Regions from separate parts of the Mus musculus genome. Here all the other regions are linked to region 3. Evidence: chromatin loops called from intact Hi-C (ENCODE). Cell type or tissue: left cerebral cortex. All regions are shown on one strand. Region 1 has its middle 180 kb from the start of Wdr72. Region 2 overlaps Onecut1 (one cut domain, family member 1). Region 3 holds the start of Gm33459 (a long non-coding RNA gene). Region 4 overlaps Wdr72 (WD repeat domain 72). Region 5 holds the start of Gm16551 (predicted gene 16551).

Region 1 (4,000 bases), 240 kb after region 3:
AAATTCTGCCATGAGTCAAGTGGAGAGTTTACCTTTGGGGCTTGAGATTTAGACTCCTTAGAGTAGAACATGATCAGTTAGCTACTAGGGAAGTGTACTGGGAACTGTGTGGGCTTGTCCTGCAGACCAGGGTCACCACTGTGCTCTCTAAGGCTTCCATATTTGATAGATGAAATGACCCCAGGATTCTGTATGGATGTCTGTAAAGGGAACATGCTGTATACATATCAGGTGTTATTATACAGCCCTTGTAAAAACAATGTTCCCACTTATTGGTTTAGATTCTCTGTTTAGTAGTTCAGAAATGATAGCACTTCCTGGTAATAGCAGTCAGAATAGCAGAATAAATCCCCCCCCCCATTTCTATACTCTGTCCCATATTTTACTGCTTCCTTTCTTCCCTATAATCCAAGATGGCCTAGAACAGGAGAAGAAAATATTTCTTTCTTTCTTTTTTTTTTTTGTCTCTCAGTATTGTGATTGAGGTCAGCAGCAAGGAGGAGTCTAGATGAGTGTACCATGAAAAAAATCAGAATTTTCTTTTTAATATCTAGAATCTCAGAGAGTGAGTTTTTATAGCAGCATGCAGGATGAGATGGCAGCAGGAGAACCATCATGAGTTTCCTGTGACAACACAGATGGGCTGAACTGAGGCAGTTGCCTTGGGGACACAGCAAAGACATGGTTATGAACTACTTAGAGAATCCAATAGAAGATAATTGGAGAGAGAGTTGATGCTGGGAGGGGGAAAGAAGAGAAAGATATTCTTTAATAAAAAATGATCTCACTGTGAGGCCCAGGGGTCCAAGAGATGATAGGCCTTGCAGATGAATATGTGAGTTTGGTTTGCGTGAAGCTATGTCTGAGGGACATGTGATCTGATGCATCGGGTTAGAAGAATTAGAGAGAGGAAGAGACATGGGCAAAATAGAAGAAAAACAGAAATTACTTTCTTGTTTTTCAGGAAATCTATTTGTCAGAATCTTCTCCCTGGAGGGTGGGACTAAGCAATGTCTACCCTCCTTTTATGGGTGCAGTGATAATCCAAAGGTTGATTTCCCCTAAAATAGATCCAGTGAGTTTATTGGGTGAGGAGAAATGGATGAGGTAAATAAACCAAACCAGCCACACTGTAAGGTCTTCACCCCTCATATAATGGCTTTCCTACAGTCATATAGGTGGAAACCCCCTTCTGCTAGTCTTCCCCAGTCTAGATACTCAAGCCCCTCCCTGAGACTATGTCTAAATATGGCAGATTGTTTAGGAGGGGTAGCTAAACACTCAGATGAGTTCTATGACCCTCCGTGTCCTTCTTCTATGAGGGGACATCAACAGTACACATGTTCTTCTGTAATGATCTTTTACAAGCAGCCACAGCTGAACTCATGAAGATAGCAACAGATTAATGAGAGGATAGTGAGATCGCAAAGGATTAGTTTTGGGCTGAACCTAGGTGAGAGCACATAACCCCGAAGTGAGCGAAACCCGGTGAAGCACATTATAAATGTTTGCCTGGAGATTTCTGTTGGGAGGTTTTTACCTTAGACTTGTGTTTTTCATCCAGGTGCCACTTGGCTCCCTAAGGGACATTTGACACTGTCTTGGGACATTTTTGATTGCTGTAACTGGAGGAGAAGCTGGGGCTTCTGGTAGGAGAGGCCAGAGGTGCTGCTAAATGTCCTTCAACATACAGAGAAACAGCTACCTGACTGAGGATGTTAATGGTGCCGAGGGTGAGCGATTCCTGCCTTCAACAATTGAGCTGGCAATTTTGTTGAAAGTGCTGAAATCATCCTTAAATTGCTTTTCTCATCAAGAAACACCACAGAAGGACCACAGAAGGACCTTGATGTAATACAGGGGAGGACCTTGGTATGCTGTCTGGGAAGTTCATTCTAGTTAGTTTTTCTCACTCAAAAGGCCACTTATCTGGTCAAAAGCCCTTATGCACACAGAAACACATCGAGGGCTCCAAGAACATGCCGTGCAATGACCCAGTGAACCCAGTGTGGAGGAGAGCCATGGGTGGAAAGACGTGTTCAATGCTACAAGAATAGATTGGAACACAAAGGGCACAAGGAGCAGCTAAAACTGGTGGCTGGGCCTTGGCAAAACTTGGATATTGCAATGCTAAATATGAACAGAGAAATATTGGCCACTGTTACCCAACACTAATCTAGAACCACCTGGAAAAAGAGTCTCAATGATAATTTGTCTAGATCAGGTTGGCCTATTATGTTGTCTGTGCGGATTATCTTAATTATTTTAATTAAAATGTGGGGACCTACCCACTGTGGGTGGTACCATTCTTTATGCAGGGGACTCTGAATTGTATTAAGCTGAAGGAAGCAAGGTGTGCCAAGCGTGTATTCGTTCATTATTTCTCTGCTTTTAACTGTAGATGTGACTAGCAGTGTTGAGTTCCTATTTTGACTCCCCCATTCTGATGGACTCAAACTTGGAATCGTAAGCTAAAATAACCTCTTCTCTCTTATATTGCTTTCCCCCCTTTTTAAATTACAGGATATTTTATCACAGCAACATGAAACTAAACAGATAGTGTTTGTGGAGTAGTTGGCACATGGTAGGGTTCCATGTGCCATCTGCAAGTGCCTTGGTAATCTACCTAGTAGTCAGTGTAGAAGAGAAAAGACCTAGACCTGCTCTTTCCAAAGTGACTCTACCTAGGGGCTTACCTGTTCAGGGAACTGACACATAGATAGAGACTATATGTTGATGGAAGCATGCAGGTATCTATTCTTGCATTTTAGATCAAATCAATAACTTGCTGGTCATAACTTGTGAAAAGTGGTAACATTCTGGCTGCTGGTTCTCCCAGTCATGCTGAATAGTAGACACACAGACTCTGCTTTTTTAATCTCACCCCTGATAGAACCTGATGGAAAACACGGAAAAAGCAGGTCATTATACGAGTCCTAGAATAATTCCAAAGGCTTGCATGTAGACTCTGGACTTAGCAACCACACTGTCAAGTTGAAACCCTTTTTATTTTTCCCTTGCTGCTGGCTGTGTGCCCTTGGTTAAATCACTTCTCTTTTCTGAGTTCCTATATGCTTGTTTATAAACTGAGAAGAAGTCTCTTTACCTCATAAAGGACTATGAAGACAGAGCAAACCACATGTAAAGTCGTAGACAAATCATATCCAGAAAGTATTAATGGTAGCTTTTAAAGTTTTACCAATTCAGCAGACAAAATGCATATGCATGCACTATTTAAATAAAACCAAAGGATGCCCTGCAAGGTGGAAGAGAGCTTCTAGTTTTATGATGCATCCTTTGTGTTAGTGCTGTTTAGTTTTTGTCAACACGACACAAACTTCTTGAGAAAAAAGAACCTAAACCTGAGGAATTCCTTCATCCAAACTGTGCTGTGAGTATGGCCACTGGCACATTTTCTTGATTATTGGTTGATGCTAGAGAGTCTATATCACAAGGAGGTTCATTTTCTGGGTCTGGGTGGTACAAAAAAGCAACCTGAACAAGTCATGAAGAGCAACTCAGTAAGCCAAATTTCTCCATTGCTCTACACTAATTCCTGCCTCCAAGTTTCTGCCTTGAGCTCATGCCCTTGCTTCCTCACACTTCCAGTTTCTTTTGTTAATTGTGTTTATCACAGCAGAGAGAAAACAAACACAAATACTGTGTTCCAGAAATGTTTTTGTAACTTTTTGGGGAAGTGCAGAGTTAAGTGGCCTCTGAGTTCTATGGGTAGCAATGTAGGTATACAGTATTTGACAATATTTGACAGACACCCTTAGCTGCCTGCTGCTCAAAATTTTTCAAGTCCCAGTCACTGGTAACTCATATCCCTCATGAGGCAGCAAAAAGAGGTCATTTGGAAGCAAAATAAGTTATTAAGATCCAGTCAAATGTACAGGTATATCTCTGGTATAGAAGTGGTGTGGGGAAACACAATGTAGACTGGCAGGCAGAGTAGCACACCCCCAGGACTGGCATTGCTGAGATCTCAGGGACTGCA
Region 2 (4,000 bases), 340 kb before region 3:
CAGTAAATTCCAGTGGGATGACTAGAGACAAATTATTTAACCCACTACAGAAAGCATCAGAGAAAGGCAGAGTAACTACCACACACTATATAGGATCCAAGACCTCCATGCATATGAGATCACCTGGGAACCTGGGTCACACCCCATTCAATTAAACTGAAATATACGGGGTCGCAGTCAGACATTAGTTGTTTTAGGCCTTTAAGTAATTTCCACGTATAGTAAGACTTATGAGCCATCGGCATAGACAGGGAGTATTAAGTGGGAATGTCTACCACAGCATGAAATAAATACAATGTGAACAAACAACTGAAATTCCCTTTTCATTCGTCAGTATGACAAACCTGATGAATTGTCCTCTAGGGTTGGGCTCTGCTCAGCTGTCGTCTTATTAAATCAAATTAATTAATTAATTAATTAATTAAACGAACAGAAATGCTTTAGAAGCTATTTGTTCCATCATAGCATCTTTGGGAAGAAAGGTTATGTAGATGATAGAACAGTGAGACTCTGATAAATAATTGTATGTTTGTATCAAATAGTCAAGATTGTCACATGGCTGGCCCAGTCATCTGTCACCTCAGGAAGAGTAAGCTTTATCTGAGTGAATATACTTGTTTTATTAAAAAAAAAAAAACATAAATGGGTGGTATTTGGAATGTATGATTGTATACCAAACTCATTTACATTAGAAATAAGATGTTCCTTCTTATTGAACCATGTAGAAATAACATGTCTATCTTCTGAGGGTGCACACTTGTCTTAGTCAAGTGTCAACACACAGAAAATGATTGGTGGTGCATATGGGCTGAATTTTTTTTTATATATTAGAAATGGATTCTATAACAAGCATTGTTTTATGAAATCCTCTTGCTGTAGCTACCCCACCAAGTTAGGCGACATTCCATTTTATCAAACTGTGGAAATCTTAGTATTTAAATAGGCTCTGAAATGAAACTGGCTATTTCATTTTCAAGTCACTGGGGTTGAGTTATGAAAATGAACATGTGTTTAAATACTCCATTATATGCAGTTTACTGAGAATGCTGGACTGCCACTAACTATGGAAGTGGAGGAGCGAGACACTTGGGAACCTCCCTCCCTCTAAATTACCCACAGCCATTAGAGTTGAATATTTCCTTTTTTTTTTTTTTTTTTTTTTACAAGAAAACCAAGAATGGATTTTACCGGTATACTCTGTAAGAACTGTTGCTTGAGAGAACTTTGGGGACTAGCGTGTTTGATTAGCTGAATTTGCCACGGATGTGGAAGATGACGACATCAAACAGCTAGTGTAACAACCTCCTTAAAGACCTCGTAGATTAGAGATGACTATAGATTTTCCCCAGCACGGATCAAAGGGACTGAATTGAACGTTTTAGCTTAATGATCCAACTCCTGTCACACCCACCGGGACGCAAATTCCGATTTTATATGCTTGTGTGCACGTGCCATGCCACGTAGGAACAAACCAATCAACACCTGATCTTTGACGACGGTTTTGATCTTTTCGACGACCCGACTAGGCCGGTTTTTATTCCAGGAGGGGCCTCTCGCTCTCACAAACTTCAGAATATTCGCTATGAATGTTTCTTTGCTACAGCATGGAATCCTGTAGCATCTTGGCTGCCTTTTTAGGGACAGAGACCAGGATTAGGCTACGGGGCTGCGGGGCTCTGTCCAGGGTCCTGACTTTGGGCCCGGGTTCCATGCCTGCAGGCTCTGACAGCTCCTTCACTCACCCCTCGGGAGGGAAAAACAAAGGCTTCTAAGCTTCAAGCCTGGGGGGTGCCCTCTGACTCACTCAGGCCAGTTTGCTGGGAAGCTAGCAAAACAAAGGAACTGTTAATCTGGGCGTACTATTCTGGTCACAGCCTCCGACTTCAGAGAGCCAGGGTCACCTCTGCAGTTATCGCTCCTTTCAGGTAAAATGTCAGCATAATTCGGGCAGGGAATCAAAACATTTACTTTTTCTTGGTAGGTTACAATTAGGGGGTGGGTACCTTAGAATTCGAGCTGTAATTGGTAGGGAAGGAATTGTGTTTCCCTCGATGGAGCTTGCATCCTCTTCTTCTTCCACACCCTCTTCCTATCAAAACAGGGCTTAGAAAAATTTTAAGACAAGGATGCCCTAAAAACAAAGCCTCGGCCAGACCAACATCTATCTCCTGTTCTCTCGCCAGGTGGCCACTAGGGGTCGTGAGCAGCGTCTTCTGCTCAGCTACTCCAGTTGCAGCAAATATAGAACCTGGGTTCGGAAGTCTGGGAGCGAAGCCAGTTTCATCTCTGCCTCTGCCCGGCTCAGCTCGCAGAGGGCAGAAAGCTTCGAAGATAGTTACGTTATAGGTTTTGAATGGCTTTGCTGCTACGATATAGCCGCACTACTGGCTATATATCCTCTGTGTCCGTTGTAACCGGCTGGATCTGGAATAACCACAGTACCCTGGCCCCTGGGCATATGGGGATGATATTGATAATCACAGGTCAGGATTATCCAAATATCACTAGGCTGCATTTTGGGGAGGATGCAATAAGTGGTAGGCACCTTCTGAACATGCCATAGGGTTTGTTTCTGGTGGGTGTTCTTTCTGTGTTGTGCACAAGGTCACTACACCACAGCAGGGTTAGCCCGCTACAAAAACTACAATTGCTAATTATCACCACAGGCACACCCAAACTTCTGCACTTCCTCTCTTCATGGGACGTGGGTTCACCACCACCACCAACAATAAAAAAATACACAAAGCCAACTAATATCCCACGGAGGGGATAGATAGAGTCTGTGAGAAAAATTGCCTTTCAGAGCCTTCTGATGACTGTCCTAAGTCCTTTTGACTTCATATCTGGTGTGTGTGTGTGTGTGTGTGTGTGTGTGTGTGTGTGTGTGTTTCAGCTACCACAGTTCACCCCACCATTCATCCCTGGAGGCTTTGGGACTCTCGGCTGCCTTCTGATAACGGGTTATCCCTTAGCCTCGCTGGGAGAAAGCCATTTCAGGCCTTGACCCCAGCCTCCAAGGCGGACACGGTCGGTCGCGCCCTGCAGGCCCTTTGTTCAAGCTGCAGCGGGCTAGTAGCAGCTGCACCACGGGAGAGCCACAGCTCAGGGCGCCAGGAAATCAGTGAGGTGGCACCGCCTTCTTTTCCCACTCTGTAGCCCAGGGGCCCTTCCAGCCCTGGCATCTCTCGTGCCCAGTCCTGGCCTCTCTCTCTCTCCACCCAGAATTCTTCAGGGGTTGAAAAAATGCTGTTCCTAAGACCCAGCCTAGCATTCCTGCCTGGCTGTCGCTGCAGCGGCAGTACCAGACACTTGAAATGTCACCGGTCGGGATAAATATTAACACAAAAGCAAATGGACGTGTGCAGAGCCAGTTATCAATCAACCAAGCTGCAAGGCCACTCACAGCAAACACGGCCCAGGTTGGGTTGGGTAAGACTTTCTCAGGGCCACTTCCAGGTAGGAACACTCCCCCCACCCCCATCCTCCCTCAGTTTAGATCTTCCTTTAGCACAAAGAAATAAATACCCGACCGCAAGGGGGCGAAGTCCCGGGTGCTGCAGGGCAGGCCATCTTCGCGCAGGGCTCGGAGGTCTCCTTACCTCCAGCAGGGTCGGCTTGCTTAGCACAGGACCTTGCCTGGGCTGAGGACCTGAGCAGCCACCACCTCCTGGGTGCACAGTGCTATAGTCACATTCATTGGTGGGTGTCTCTTGCGGTCTCTTTCCGTGCTGCTAGCAGAGGGGCCGAAGCCTTCTGGAATATTTAATTGGAGGCTAATCTCCTCCTGTCTTGATAGACGCCCACATCAGAGGCGGGGCACCCAGCTCAGTCTCCCCACCCCACTCGGGACCAGAAGCGGCGTGCGTCTGGTCACGCTGCGTTTTAATGAGCAGCAGCAAGCATTACATTGAGGCAACATCTATTGATTTTTAAAAGGTAGTTAATTTGGTGAGAATTTCCTCCAGTCTTTCACCAGCACTTGTAATTTATACACCAGAAG
Region 3 (4,000 bases):
GACACAGTGAGTAAGACTGGCATTTTAAATATCTAGAGTTGCCAACTCTTTGGTCCAGTGCACTTAAAAGCATTAAAATGTATAATTTCACCAGAAATCACCTACAGTAATTGTATAAGTTAATTTAAGATTGTTTTGAAGAACTGACCATCCTCATCTTCTTCTCTTGGAGAGGACTTTGCACTTTAGACAGCTCCATTATTTTTCCTCAAGCAAATCAGTAGATATTATATTCCTGTAGGAAACATTTTGAATCATCTTTACTTTGTGATGTAAAAACAAGCCCTCAATTGATCCAGGCTCCCCCACCCTGCCCCAGTCTCTTCCTGGGCTTCATGTCTCCTAAACCACCTGCTAATCATAGCATTTGCTTATTTGAGTCCTTTTTAGTCTCTTCTAGGGATGACAGTACCAGCTCCTTTGCAGTGGCCATGTGGTCAGGCCCCCACCCAGGCTAGCAGGCTGCCACTGTGTCTGTCGCAGGGGTCTGCATTGTTCTCTGGCCTCTGCTGTCCATGAACAATTCTTTCTTGCCTAATCCCGGGGGACCTGCTTCTTCCACAGTGGGGGCGGGGCAGGCTGCTTTGTGTGCAGCAGAATCTTCTCTGAAATTGTGCACACATGCAAACATACACAGAAGAGCCTAGTCTTTCTGGATGAGGGAGGCAGTGTGTTTATATGTGGGCATGCTCATATGTCAGTGCACGTGCGTGTGTGCGTGCGTGCGTGTGTGTGTGTGTGTGTGTGTGTGTGTGCACACGCGTACACACAAACATTCTTTAATATTAGCAGTGACATCTAAACTGCTTGGTTTTAACACACACACACACACACACACACACACACACACACACACACACGCACACACTTTAATATTAACAGCAACAACTAACCTGCTTGGTTTCATACCTACAGAACTGTTTTAAATGCTTGGTCAGCAGGTATCTTAAAGCATTTTTTTCATACAGTATATTCTGATTATGCGCTTTCCTTCCCTCAACTCCTCCCAGATCCTCTCTGCTTCCCTTCCCATCCAAGTTTGTTCTCTTTCTCTCTCTCTTAAAAAAAAGAAAAAAACCTGCCATAAAAACAAAAATGATTATCAAAGCAAACAAGAAAAAAAGACAAATAAGACAAAAATAATATGCCCAAAGAGAACAAAATGATACAAAAATTCACAAAAACATTCCACAGAGTTCGTTTTGTGTTGTTGGTCAACTACTCCTGGGTATGGGGCCCAGCCTGGCCTGGAAGTGGTTGAGAAAACCTGATTTTTCCTATTGCAGGTGGGTATCGATTGCAAATAGCTTCTTGGTTAGGGGTAGGACCTGATGTCATTTTCCCTTCTCAGTGCTGGGACTCCATCTGGCTTGAACTTGTGCAGGTCTTCTGTGTGGTCAGCAACGATGTTCAACTCACATAGTACTATCCCCCCATGTCAACCATTAGAGTTTCCTTGGCCTCATTTGAAAATTGTAATTCTTTTCATGCCAGGCATGACAGTGTCTAAGACTTCACTTACCAGCTGCCTGAAGCCTGCTGTCCCCTGAACTGGACTCAGTAAGGGATTTTGGAGAGAGACGAGACAGAGGAGCGGTCTTCCTGACCCACAGCGATTGGATTTGAGGGACTGATTATTCTGCTTAGTAGCTATGCTTTGCTGGGAGCCTCCCTCAGCTGCAGAGCAGATACAATGCCCCCGATTTCCACACGAGGACCTTTGCTAAGGCATACAGTACTTCGCTGCTATGGATTTATCACATAGCTGTGTTACAGGGCAAAGGAGAGCAGGGATAAAAGTGGGCCCTTGCAAACAGCCGTTTCAATCAGGAGACGGTGGTAATCTGTAACCATTAGAGCTTACCATATGCCAGGAAAAGAGAGAGACATATATTCGGGACTTTGAGGGCAGATTCAAAAACAAAACCAATTTTCTAGGGAAGCAGAGAGGAAATTGTCCAATGGACATATTTTGAAAATATTTGTGTGGATCACTAAGCAGGAAGGTTTTGTAAACTCTTCTTTACAAGTGTCGCGGCTTTCCCTCACAATGCTTAAGAAAATTGAACCAAAACACCCATCTGCTGCAAATTCACTGTTGTTTTGCTGGAAACAACTACTACACTCACGCTGCTGAGCACGGCGAGAGCGCCCCCTAGGCGTGGCAGTGGAGCACTGCGGCAGGAGGATCTTCAGAAAGAGAACCCGTTTCCTTAGGTTTAGCTGCAGATCTCTGGTTAGACCGAATGATTGACAAAAGTTGCCTTTTGTTTAGGTATTTTCACATAGGCATCTCTTGGTACTTTTCCTTGTCTGCTCACCAGAAAAGCTCTATGTAGAATGACCCTGAAATCCAAAACTTACTCTAAGCACGCTTTCTCCCAGGTAGCCTGGTGGTGCTTGGATTAAGGGTTTAGTGCATGCTGGTTTGTCCTGTTAGCCTCTGGAATTTTACTTTTCCCTCATTTATCTTGGAGCAAGAGTCCCATGCGTGACGTCTTCTTGGTTAAGGTCTTGGGTGGAGACCTCTTTAGACTTCCAGTCAAAGCCTCCAACGTGTATCTGGAACGGGATACTGAATCTAGAGACGTAATGCTTCACTTTTCATCCTGGCTGTCTTGCCCTAATTGCTGTGTGACTCTGGGTAAATTACCCCATGTCTCTGAGCTTCAGATTTATTTCTGTATAAAAGAAAGAGAATCCATCAGGTATTCCTGATGATTATGTCCAGTTGTAAAGTATGGATAGAACCTTAATATTGAAAACTGTTTTTAAAGATTTCCAACTGGGAAGTAGAATATTTCATAGTATTCTTGAAGGACTCAACTTTCTCAAGAGATGATAGGTGTAAATTTGTTTCGGTGACCATGTCTATGAACTGCAACTAGCAAAAATGCAGACTCGACTTTACCCTAGGTCTTATTCACATCCAACCTCGATGATAGTCACATGACTTCCAGTTATCTAAACTGAGTGATGTCTCTCAAACCTGTTGGTCCCTTCAGGCAGACATGAAGACCTGGATGGCAGCTGTCCCCCCTTCCCCCAGTCAGCTAGTTGTCTAGTCACCGTGCCCAGGGTCACTGTGGGCAGCTTCTCTAGGCTGTAAGCTGCCCTGCAGCGTTGGTTATCTGTAAGGAGGCCATGGGAAACACCTGCTTGCTTGTGTGTGTGTGTGTGTGTGTGTGTGCGCGTGTGCATGAGAGAGAGAGAGAGAGAGAGAGAGAGAGAGAGAGAGAGAGAGAGATTTGAGCATTAGAGGAGTGGGCTCTGGGGTTGGGGAAATGGCTCAGTCAGTAGAATACTTGCTATATAAAAAGATCTGAGTTCAGAGCCCTCCAGCAGCCATGTGAAAAGTGGTGATTCACATTTGTAATGTCATCCTCTAGGAAATGGAGACAGTGGATCTGGTGCTGGTTTGCCAGCCCAGTTGAATAGGTGAATTCTGGGTTCACTGAGAGACTATGCCTCTAAAAATTTGTGGGGAGAGGGAAAGAGAAAGACACCTAATGTCGACCTTTGGCCTACACACACACACACACACACACACACAGGGTGGGGAATGTGGAGAGAAAGAGAGAGAGAGAGAGAGAGAGAGAGAGAGAGAGAATGTTGCTATGTTAACAGCAGAACCCAGTGAATGCAACAGGATCAAGTTAGCCTTTGGAAAGACCAGCCATTCCCCTTGTCCCCTTGTCTCCTTGTCCCCTTATTGGGTGATACTGGTCTCTGTCTTAATAACTGATCAAGTGCCTCTTGGAGATAAAACTTGGCCCTATTCCTTTTAACCTCCAGGCCTTTGCCCAACATGTCCCATTTCCCTGAAAACCTTTAAACTTGTGCAACTGATGAGAGTTCAAACAAAGCTTTGTGCTAACCAGGTGTTTCTTTGAAATTGCAATATTCTTGTTATGTAATTGGCACTGGTGTCTGGCATGTTCCAGTGTGGCTGGCTTCACAGCTGTTTACATATTAAAGTGCCATGTTTGCATTTACTACT
Region 4 (4,000 bases), 390 kb after region 3:
GAGTGCACCGCCTGCAGCAGGTAGTACAGGGCAGGGCATCTCCTTGGAGCTGCTGTTAGAGGCAGGATTCCTATGCTAGGAACCAAATTCTGGTCCTCTGGAAGAAGAGCGAATGCTCTTAAGCCCTGAACCATCTCTCCAGACCCAGAAGAAAGTCTCATGTTTTATAAAAAAAAAAAAAAAAAAAAAAAAAAAAAAAAACCAAACCAAAAAAAAAAAAACACACATCCATCATTAAAGCCAAATCTTCCCATGTACTTGTGGATATTTTGTGTCACCTAGGAAATGCAAAACAATATAAAAATCATTTTTTTTCTAGAAAGATAAGAAGCAGAAATGAAATAACAAGAAACAAATGCTGTGGAACAATGTCTTTAGACTGAGAGGAAGGCCAAGATAACAGACAATTACTGGGGATATTTTTCTCACCATGGAGGAAAAAAAAAAAGAAAATGCAAGAAAAGAATATTCTCCAAAGATACTAAGTGCTCAGATAGATAGAAAGCACAACATGTAGTTACTGTTTGAGCATCTCACGTGTCCTGAGGGGAGCGCACTTACACAGATGGCTGTGTGCCTGTAAGGAAGGCTGGTCTTCTCCACACACTGGCCGCTGCTCACATTCCACATACACATCTCCCTGGAACAGAACACTCCACATTATTCTCTCCCATTTCCACACAATTGGCTGGAATAATTTTTGTGCCTCCAAGTTTTTCTTTAGTGATGCATTTAGGCGCAACCTGATCACGCATGTAGGTTTTTTTTTGTTACAGATTACTGGGCAGGAAACTGCTGCGGTCATTAGTAAGGTTGACACAGTGTCTCTGTATCATTTTGTGTGGGTAATGACACCCTGCCTCCAGCCTGCAAGCTTTGTTTTAGGACCATCCTGGCTGAGAACAATGTGGGGTCTCAGGCATTGTGGCCTTCAAGAGGGACAGGACTATGGACTTTCCATGGAAATAGCATCATTCAAAAGCAGTTTACATCATTGAGCTTAAACTACATATTCTGAGGAGGACACACATCATATCTGTTTGCAGAAACTCTCCTCTCTCTGTCTCTCTGCTCTGTCTGTCTGTCTGTCTCTGTCTGTCTTTTTGTCTGTCTCTTTGTCTCTGTCTCTGTCTCTGTCTCTGTCTCTCCCTCTCCCTCTCCCTCTCCCCCCTCCCCTCTCTCTCTCTCCCCCTCTCTCTCTTCCCTCTCTCATGAAAACAAACAGCACCACCAAGAGGCCTCATTTGGTCCACCACGATCCAGTTTCTTTATTTGATGTTTTTTTCCACTCATGATTTAAAATCCTGAAATAAACAAGCCTTAACTTGATATTTGAAAAAAGCCTCATTATTTGTTTTAGGCTTCTTGTTTTAATTCATGTTATGACGATATGGACACAGTCTGTACAATGAAGCTGTGAAATGTGCCAGGTAATTTAAACCTAGGGGATTTCTGTTCAGTAAACCAAGGCAGCAAAATCAGTGTTGCATAAGAGCATAAGAGTCTTTGGTTTTAGACACTTCAATACAGAAGATATGTGTGTGTGTGTATGTGTGTGTGTGTATGTGTGTGTGTGAGAGAGAGAGAGAGAAGAAACACAAGCTTTGTGAGTGTTGTGGGAAATGCTGCAGAGCCATGTCTCCAGACCCACAAAAAGTTTCATATTTTATAAAAAGCACACTGTTAAAACCAAATCTTCCCATGAACTTGTGGATGTTTTGTGTCACTTAGGAAACATGAAACAATATAAAAATCATTTTAAAGATAAGATACAGAAATGAAATAACCAGGAACAAATATTGAACAGTACCTTTAGACTGAGAAGAAGGCCAAGATAACAGATAATTACTGGTAATAGTTGAGGTAAAAAAAAATAAATAAATAAAATTAAAACAGATTAATGCTATTAAGCATTGCATACATTCGATGATTTCCAGGGGTTTGTTTTGATAACAGAACACTAGGAGTCAATATTCTAAACCAGTCATTCTGAAATCTGAGTGGTTTTGGTTCCCCACAATCAACCACTTTCCAGGAACCTCATTGCTACTAGGAACACACTGCTGACATCTAGTGGCCAGAGAGCAGAAGTGCCGCAGCCACCTTGTGTTGCACAGGTCTCCACAACAAAGGATCTCATTCCAAAATGCCATAAATGCAAGGTACACAGGTGTGCCCTAGAATCAGAAGAAAATATTCATAGAAAATATTCATTGTTTAACTAACTGCATCCCAAAGATTTTTCAAGGTAACCTGAAAAGACGTGTAATTTACAAGACAGGAGGAAAAACTTTGCGTGTCCACAAACACATATGATGTGTGTTTGTATGCATGCAGAAAAAAATAAGAAGAAAGGAAATATAGACATTAAAAATATATCCCAGAAATGAAACCACTACTAACATATCTAAAGGGGAAATGAAGGATATAGAAATCAAAGTTAGAAATGGAATTCTAAGTAGCCAATGGTACAAAATAACACAGTAACGTAGTTTAGCGCTGTAATTTATGGTCCTTCCTTGTATCAACAAACACCCTAAAGTATTTAGAATACTCCAGAAATCCTCACCCCATGGCTGTTATTAGTTTCTACCATGTGTTGTTTTTTTTTAAACTCTTGGTAAGCTGATATGTTTTGAGGTAAGTTTATTTTTAAGTTATTACTGGTATCACTAGTAATCAGTTTTTAAAGATTTATTTTATTCTTATCTATGTGTATGTGGGGGGGGCAACAATGTATATGTGCATATGAGTGTAATGTCCTTAGAGCCCTGAGGAGGGTACCTGGTCCTCTGGAGTCAGAGTTACAGGCAGTTGTGAACCTTCATGTGGGTGCTGGAATATGAAGTTGAGTCCTCTGGAAGAGCAGTAAGCATTCTTCATTGCCACGCTATCTCTTCAGACCCACATCTGGACTCTCTTTTCTTCTTTCCTATTCCCTCTGAGAGCTATCTACTCCTAATTATTTATTGCTGTCTCTGTGCTTGGTAAGCTAAGATTTCTCATCAGAGCTCAAGATTCCCATACCCACCTGCCTACAGATGGTTTCACTCGTATGGCATCTGGGACTTCATAAGCCTTGGGCAACACCTTCTTCCTTTGTTGGTTCTGTCGATGACTGGTCTATCCGAATGTAAGATTCCCAACCTAGCGTCAGTCTCATACTTCCCCAGCTGTCTACAAGTGGGCACAGGAGGATTTAAATACAGTCTCTAGGATGTAGGGATAGAAGGATAGCCAAAGATTGTGCTAGAAATACAACTTAATGGGCCCAAGGTCACCCCTATGTACTCATATCTGCAGGATTAAGGCCCAGAACTCTACACTGAGCCTTGGCAGGTAACTCTGAGATGGATCAGTCTTAAGGCCCCTCTCCTGGCAGAATTTCCATTCTGAGTTGGGACACTTACCTACCGTTCATCCACTGGTTACCAGAATGTCTCATAACATATGGCTATCCTCTCTACCAATGCCAAGGCTTTGTGTTCTGAAATTTTAATTTACCATGTTGCATTAACTATGTAAATTTATTAATATAAATTTTAATATTACCATATCAACCTCATTTGGTTAGTACATGCCTGATAAGTGTTTCCCACCATTTTTCTTTTAAAATATCATTTACCTAGCCTATTATTTTTACAACCATCTTTCCCAACCTCATTTTCTTTTATGTTTTCCTTGATTTATTATTTTTTCTGATTGTCTTACAATCACTGCAGTGTAAAGCTTGGTCCTATCACATAATCAAGATTAGCATTTTTCCAAAAGTCAGTCCAACTATCTTACTGTGTGCTTTCCTTTTGCATGTGCAAAGGACAGAGGTCCACACTGGCTGTTTTCCTCAGTCAAGCTTCACTTTATCGTGAATGTCTCAGTGTTTGTGCGTGCACACACATATGTGGTTGAACATGGAGAGTGGGTATACAACTATGTGTGGGTTTTGTGTGGCTGCTACTTTTCAATTCCTGTGGGAGAGTGGGAATAAATATCATTTCCT
Region 5 (4,000 bases), 320 kb before region 3:
CTAATTGGTTCTAGTTTGCTGAAAATGTATGCAACTGTCTCAAAGTGACTCTGCCTCTCGACAGCCTCTGACTGCACACTTGCCCAAGATGGCTCTGGGAAGGCCTCTTGTCTTCGGTTGGACATTCAAGGGCAAGGCCACGTATTTAGTTCTTTTGGCTTCGTTTTGTTTTGTGAGTAAAGTCTAGAAATTTCAGTCTTTAAACCCGTTTCTCCCACAGATATTAATTGCTCGCATCTTTTTCGTAGCTCTATTTGCTTTGTCCTGAATTGGAGCAATATGCTTTCAATTTATGTTGGATTTATTTGCCCCAACGTGTCTGCTTTACTCACTATTCGATCTCCAACACTTTTACTGTTTTGGTTGCTAAAGAATAGGTTACGAAAAGAACAGAGAAACAGTCTATGTTTATTAAAGATACCAAAACAAACAAACAAACCTGAGAAAATTACCCTGTGCGTTCTGCAAAAAGCAAGCACCACAAGGAAGCATCGTGCTCGCTCTCAGCAATGAAGTAGTATGAGAAGAATATTTGAAAAATGTGTTTAGCTAAGTCTGCGGGCTTAAATGACCCACGTTTCCCCCAGTACTTAAAAAAAAACAATCAGAACGCAAATTCAGCCACCACAGAAGAGAACGAGATAGTTATACCACCGCATTTAAGAGTCTCAAGGTCAGTGGCCGTGATTGTCTTTAAAAGGGTTGGGTAAGATTCCAAGGGGCGACGGGAGTAATCTGAGCGATGTAGAAACTAGACGGGGGGGGGGGGGGGGGGGGAGAACAGACAGATTTCAGTTGGGGGTGTTGCTCGAAGGAATGGATCCCGCCCGTTCCGTTTGTACAAAACGCACAAAGCAGGTGCACGGGGCCGCGGCGCGCAGCTCGGGAGAAGAACCGCGCGCAAAGCTCAGCCGCGCGCTCGCGTGCCCGCCACCCGCGTTTACACCCTGCTCCGAGGCCAGCTCTCCGCTCTCATTTGCTGCTTTAAACTCGCGGGGAGGACCTGTTACCCACGGTGGCGGGCAGGAGGGCTGGGAGGGGGACTCCCCCTTTCCGCTTCCCGGGCGTGACGCGGGCTCTGCCCTCCGCCCCCCGGCTCCCACGCTGTACGCGTGGCCACGAGCTCAGTCGAGGACCCGCGTGGCACACCTGGCCGCACTGACTCCCCATTCTTGGTCCACGGCCGCGTGGACCTGAAAGGCTGTCTTACCGCGAAGGGCGAGTCGGGGCGCATTAGCGGATTTCACGGCAGGTTGCTTCTGACACGCGACAAGCTTTCAGCTTTGCCTCCTAGGAGCAAGGGAAACCCGAGTCAATTTGCATAATTTCCAATGATGCATATTTTTAAATGAGAAACGAGTAAAAGAAGAGCTTAATTTTAGGTCCTCAATCCCAGCTTTCCCGTATAAGTCACCCCTCGCCCTCCCTGTGCAGAACCGGAAAAAGTAATCGCTGCCGCGTCGCAGGTACCTTTCCTTTGCGTTGATTTTAAAACCCGGGACACAGCCGCCGCCACTTTCTGCAAAGCCCAGAGCCCGGGCGCTCTCAGGCCTGAGGATTCCTGCAAGGTCGCTGGGGTTAGAGAAGCGGGCCAGAGAGCCCACGAGCTTCCCCTCAGCACCTAGGGTCTGAGTCCCACTCAGAACCCCCAAATCCCCCGCACTTCTTCGGCTCCAGCTTTGAGTCTGAGGAAAGATCAATTTTCTCCCTTGCACGCTGCCTCGGCTCGCTGGCACACACGTCTGGAGCCATAAACAAACAGCTAATTCAGGAACCGGAGAGCGAGGGAAAAGCCGGGAGAAAAGAGGTGACCCAGAACCCCAACGCTGGTCTCGGCTCGCACGGTGACGAGCTGCTCCTTTAGCTCAGGCCAGCCGCGCATTTAGGGACGCAACTTGCATTTGAATAGCTGCCTGCGCTTGTTATGGGCCCGAGAAAGCTCTGAAAGGGAATCACTATGCAAATTGTCCCAGTTACAATCGAAAGGTTCGATCTCCCGGAGCCGCCTGACGGAAGTTGATGTCAGCTATCTGTGCATTAGGCTGGCGTTACCGCCTTGGCCTGCTCGCCGCCCCCGCTCGCGCCTGCCGGGAGGATTTTTTTTTTTTTTTTTTTTTGCTTATGTGTATATTTTTCCCCTAGTAATTAAAAAAAAAAGCGTTTTAAAAAAGAGGCTGAAGGTGGTTGTCTAGCTGGCTCAGTCCTGGGAGTCCCCAAGGGCACTCCAGGGAGGTATGGCGGCTGGGCTGCCCCCCTTTTCTTTTTCTTTCTTCTTCCCCCCTCTGCAGGTGTTAATAGTGTATCTGAAATCAAACATTTAGAATCGTGTCCTTCCTTCCTTCCTTCCTTCCTTCCTTCCTTCCTTCCTTCCTTCCTTCCTTCCTTCCTTCCTTCCTTTCTCTCTCTCTCTCTCTCTCTCTCTCTCTCTCTCTCTCTCTCTCTCTCTTTCTTTCTTTTTTCTTTTTTTAAAGAGCTTTGCAGGACCAGGAGGTGGAGGGGTGGTGGCGGCTGGGCAGCATGTCTGCCTCCGCCAGTCTGCTTTATCCTACAATGCAGGCTGCAGATCAATACCCGCTCACTGTAATCCCAGTAATTGTAGGGCTCACAGCTTTTATTTTAAAGAAATAGGACACTGGGATAGGCAGGCAGCTGAGGACACGGGGTTGGGTCCTGGTGCCTCCAGGAATCTTTGGGATATCTATCTATCTATCTATCTATCTATCTATCTATCTATCTATCTATCTATCTATCATCTGTCTACCTACATATCTCTGGAAAACCAGGGACTCCCGAGAGAGTTCTCCACAATAGGGTGGTGGCAGCACATGAGCCCCACCTGGGACTTGCCAAGCCCACGTGGCTTCTATCTGGGAAGGGCAAATTTGGAGGTAGAGTCAGTTCAGCAGACAGCTCAGGATGAGCAAACCCTTCTACAGACCTGGTCCCTTCGAGGTCTGGTCGGCCTGAGCCTTTTGGCCCTAGGAGCTGAGTCTGGGGTGCACACGTGCCAGATCCTGTTTACAGAGGATTCAGGATACTTTGGGCTAGAAATGGAGGGCTAGAGGCCCATCCAGTACTGGGCTGCAGGGAGCTTCTTGGCAGGCAAGGAAGGGGGGATGGGGGGCGCAGGGGCGCTAGGACCCGGTGAAGCGGCCCTCGAGGCCGCGACCTCCTCCAGGAGCCGGCCAAGGCAGCGTGTGCAGCCGCTGTGACCCACCTCAAGCCCTCAGGCCCCGTGGTCGCCCACCCCCAGCAGGCAGAGCCTAAGCAAGGCCTTCTCGGCCTGAGCCCCTCCACTGGCCAGCGCAGCTTCTGGCGCCCCCGAAAATGACCATCTGTCATTCAATTAAGGTTTCAGGGCAGCTGATGGGGGAGCGAGGGTCAGCGACCCCAGGACAAAACGGCCTGCTGCCTCGGATAGGAGAAGTTCAAATGTTAAACGAAGAACATTGTGTCCTGTCCTGGTCCCGGCCCCCACCGGGCCGCAGGTCCGGCCTGTGGACAGCAGCGAGGTGAAGGGCAGCGGTCATTAGACTTAGATTTCAGCTCTGGGCCGGGCCCCTTCTGTTGGGCTATTTCGACCAGAAAACCTTTAACCCTTTCCCGCCAGCCCTCCCCCTAGGGTAGGACAGATTGTGGAAGAGAGAGACAGATGTAGTCCTATAAAGAGATCTGTTCACTAATCCACAGGAAGTGCAAACGACATACCTAGAAGAGAGGCTAATATTCACTATAGCAGACCAAAACGAAAACTTTTCAGGGAGGTATTTATTAAATGACAGTGTACTTGTCAGATGAGAGAGGGGGTGGAGAGAGAGAGGGAGGGAGAGAGAGAGAGAGAATGTAAAAAAGGCAGACTTTTTTTTTTTTTTTGAATGATGCTTACCTAAACCTGCATGAGTGGATATGAGCCTCAGATAGCTAGAAGGCCCCTTGTGGTGTACAGAATCTTCTTTTAGAGTATAAAGAACCAGTCTCCTTTATATTTGAAAATATGTCA

What was found. Peaks named below come from ENCODE experiments on the same cell type or tissue, not always from the same donor. Only the 100,000 strongest peaks of a DNase experiment are listed, where the experiment ranks them.
Region 1: it touches region 3 in a loop (2.3-fold over the local background); 3 of 42 quality-filtered maps call a loop at or near these places.
Region 2: a loop joins it to region 3, with 8 times the contacts of the local background. A loop is called at or near these places in 21 of 42 quality-filtered maps.
Region 4: a loop joins it to region 3, with 4 times the contacts of the local background. A loop is called at or near these places in 3 of 42 quality-filtered maps.
Region 5: a loop joins it to region 3, with 2.8 times the contacts of the local background. A loop is called at or near these places in 2 of 42 quality-filtered maps.

The regions. Positions count from the first base shown.
Region 1 is chr9:74,292,661-74,296,660 of GRCm38, reverse strand. No RefSeq gene overlaps it. Among named protein-coding and RNA genes, the nearest start is that of Wdr72, 180 kb to the right of the region's middle. In left cerebral cortex, no CTCF peak of the experiment used is centred here; no DNase peak of the experiment used is centred here.
Region 2 is chr9:74,866,239-74,870,238 of GRCm38, reverse strand. All of the region lies in intron 1 of Onecut1 (one cut domain, family member 1), which reads right to left. Gm38678 (a long non-coding RNA gene) reads right to left here. Exons shown (of 3, transcript XR_870922.2): 1 at 3,600-4,000; 2 at 1-2,089. Among named protein-coding and RNA genes, the nearest start is that of Gm38678, 2.4 kb to the right of the region's middle. In left cerebral cortex, CTCF peaks have their summits at 2,189 (motif pointing right) and 3,555 (motif pointing right); a DNase peak (open chromatin) is centred at 2,240.
Region 3 is chr9:74,528,661-74,532,660 of GRCm38, reverse strand. It overlaps Gm33459 (a long non-coding RNA gene), which reads left to right and starts at 3,975. Exons shown (of 2, transcript XR_379628.2): 1 at 3,975-4,000. In left cerebral cortex, a CTCF peak has its summit at 2,152; a DNase peak (open chromatin) is centred at 2,143; H3K4me3 peaks cover 252 bases.
Region 4 is chr9:74,140,128-74,144,127 of GRCm38, reverse strand. Wdr72 (WD repeat domain 72) reads right to left here. Exons shown (of 20, transcript NM_001033500.3): 4 at 562-640. Among named protein-coding and RNA genes, the nearest start is that of Wdr72, 32 kb to the right of the region's middle. In left cerebral cortex, CTCF peaks have their summits at 1,234 and 2,074 (motif pointing left); a DNase peak (open chromatin) is centred at 2,074.
Region 5 is chr9:74,846,422-74,850,421 of GRCm38, reverse strand. The region is part of intron 1 of Gm33562 (a long non-coding RNA gene); the gene reads left to right. Gm16551 (predicted gene 16551) reads right to left here and starts at 1,985. Exons shown (of 3, transcript NR_045284.1): 1 at 1,471-1,985; 2 at 1,211-1,290. In left cerebral cortex, no CTCF peak of the experiment used is centred here; DNase peaks (open chromatin) are centred at 324, 1,304 and 1,774.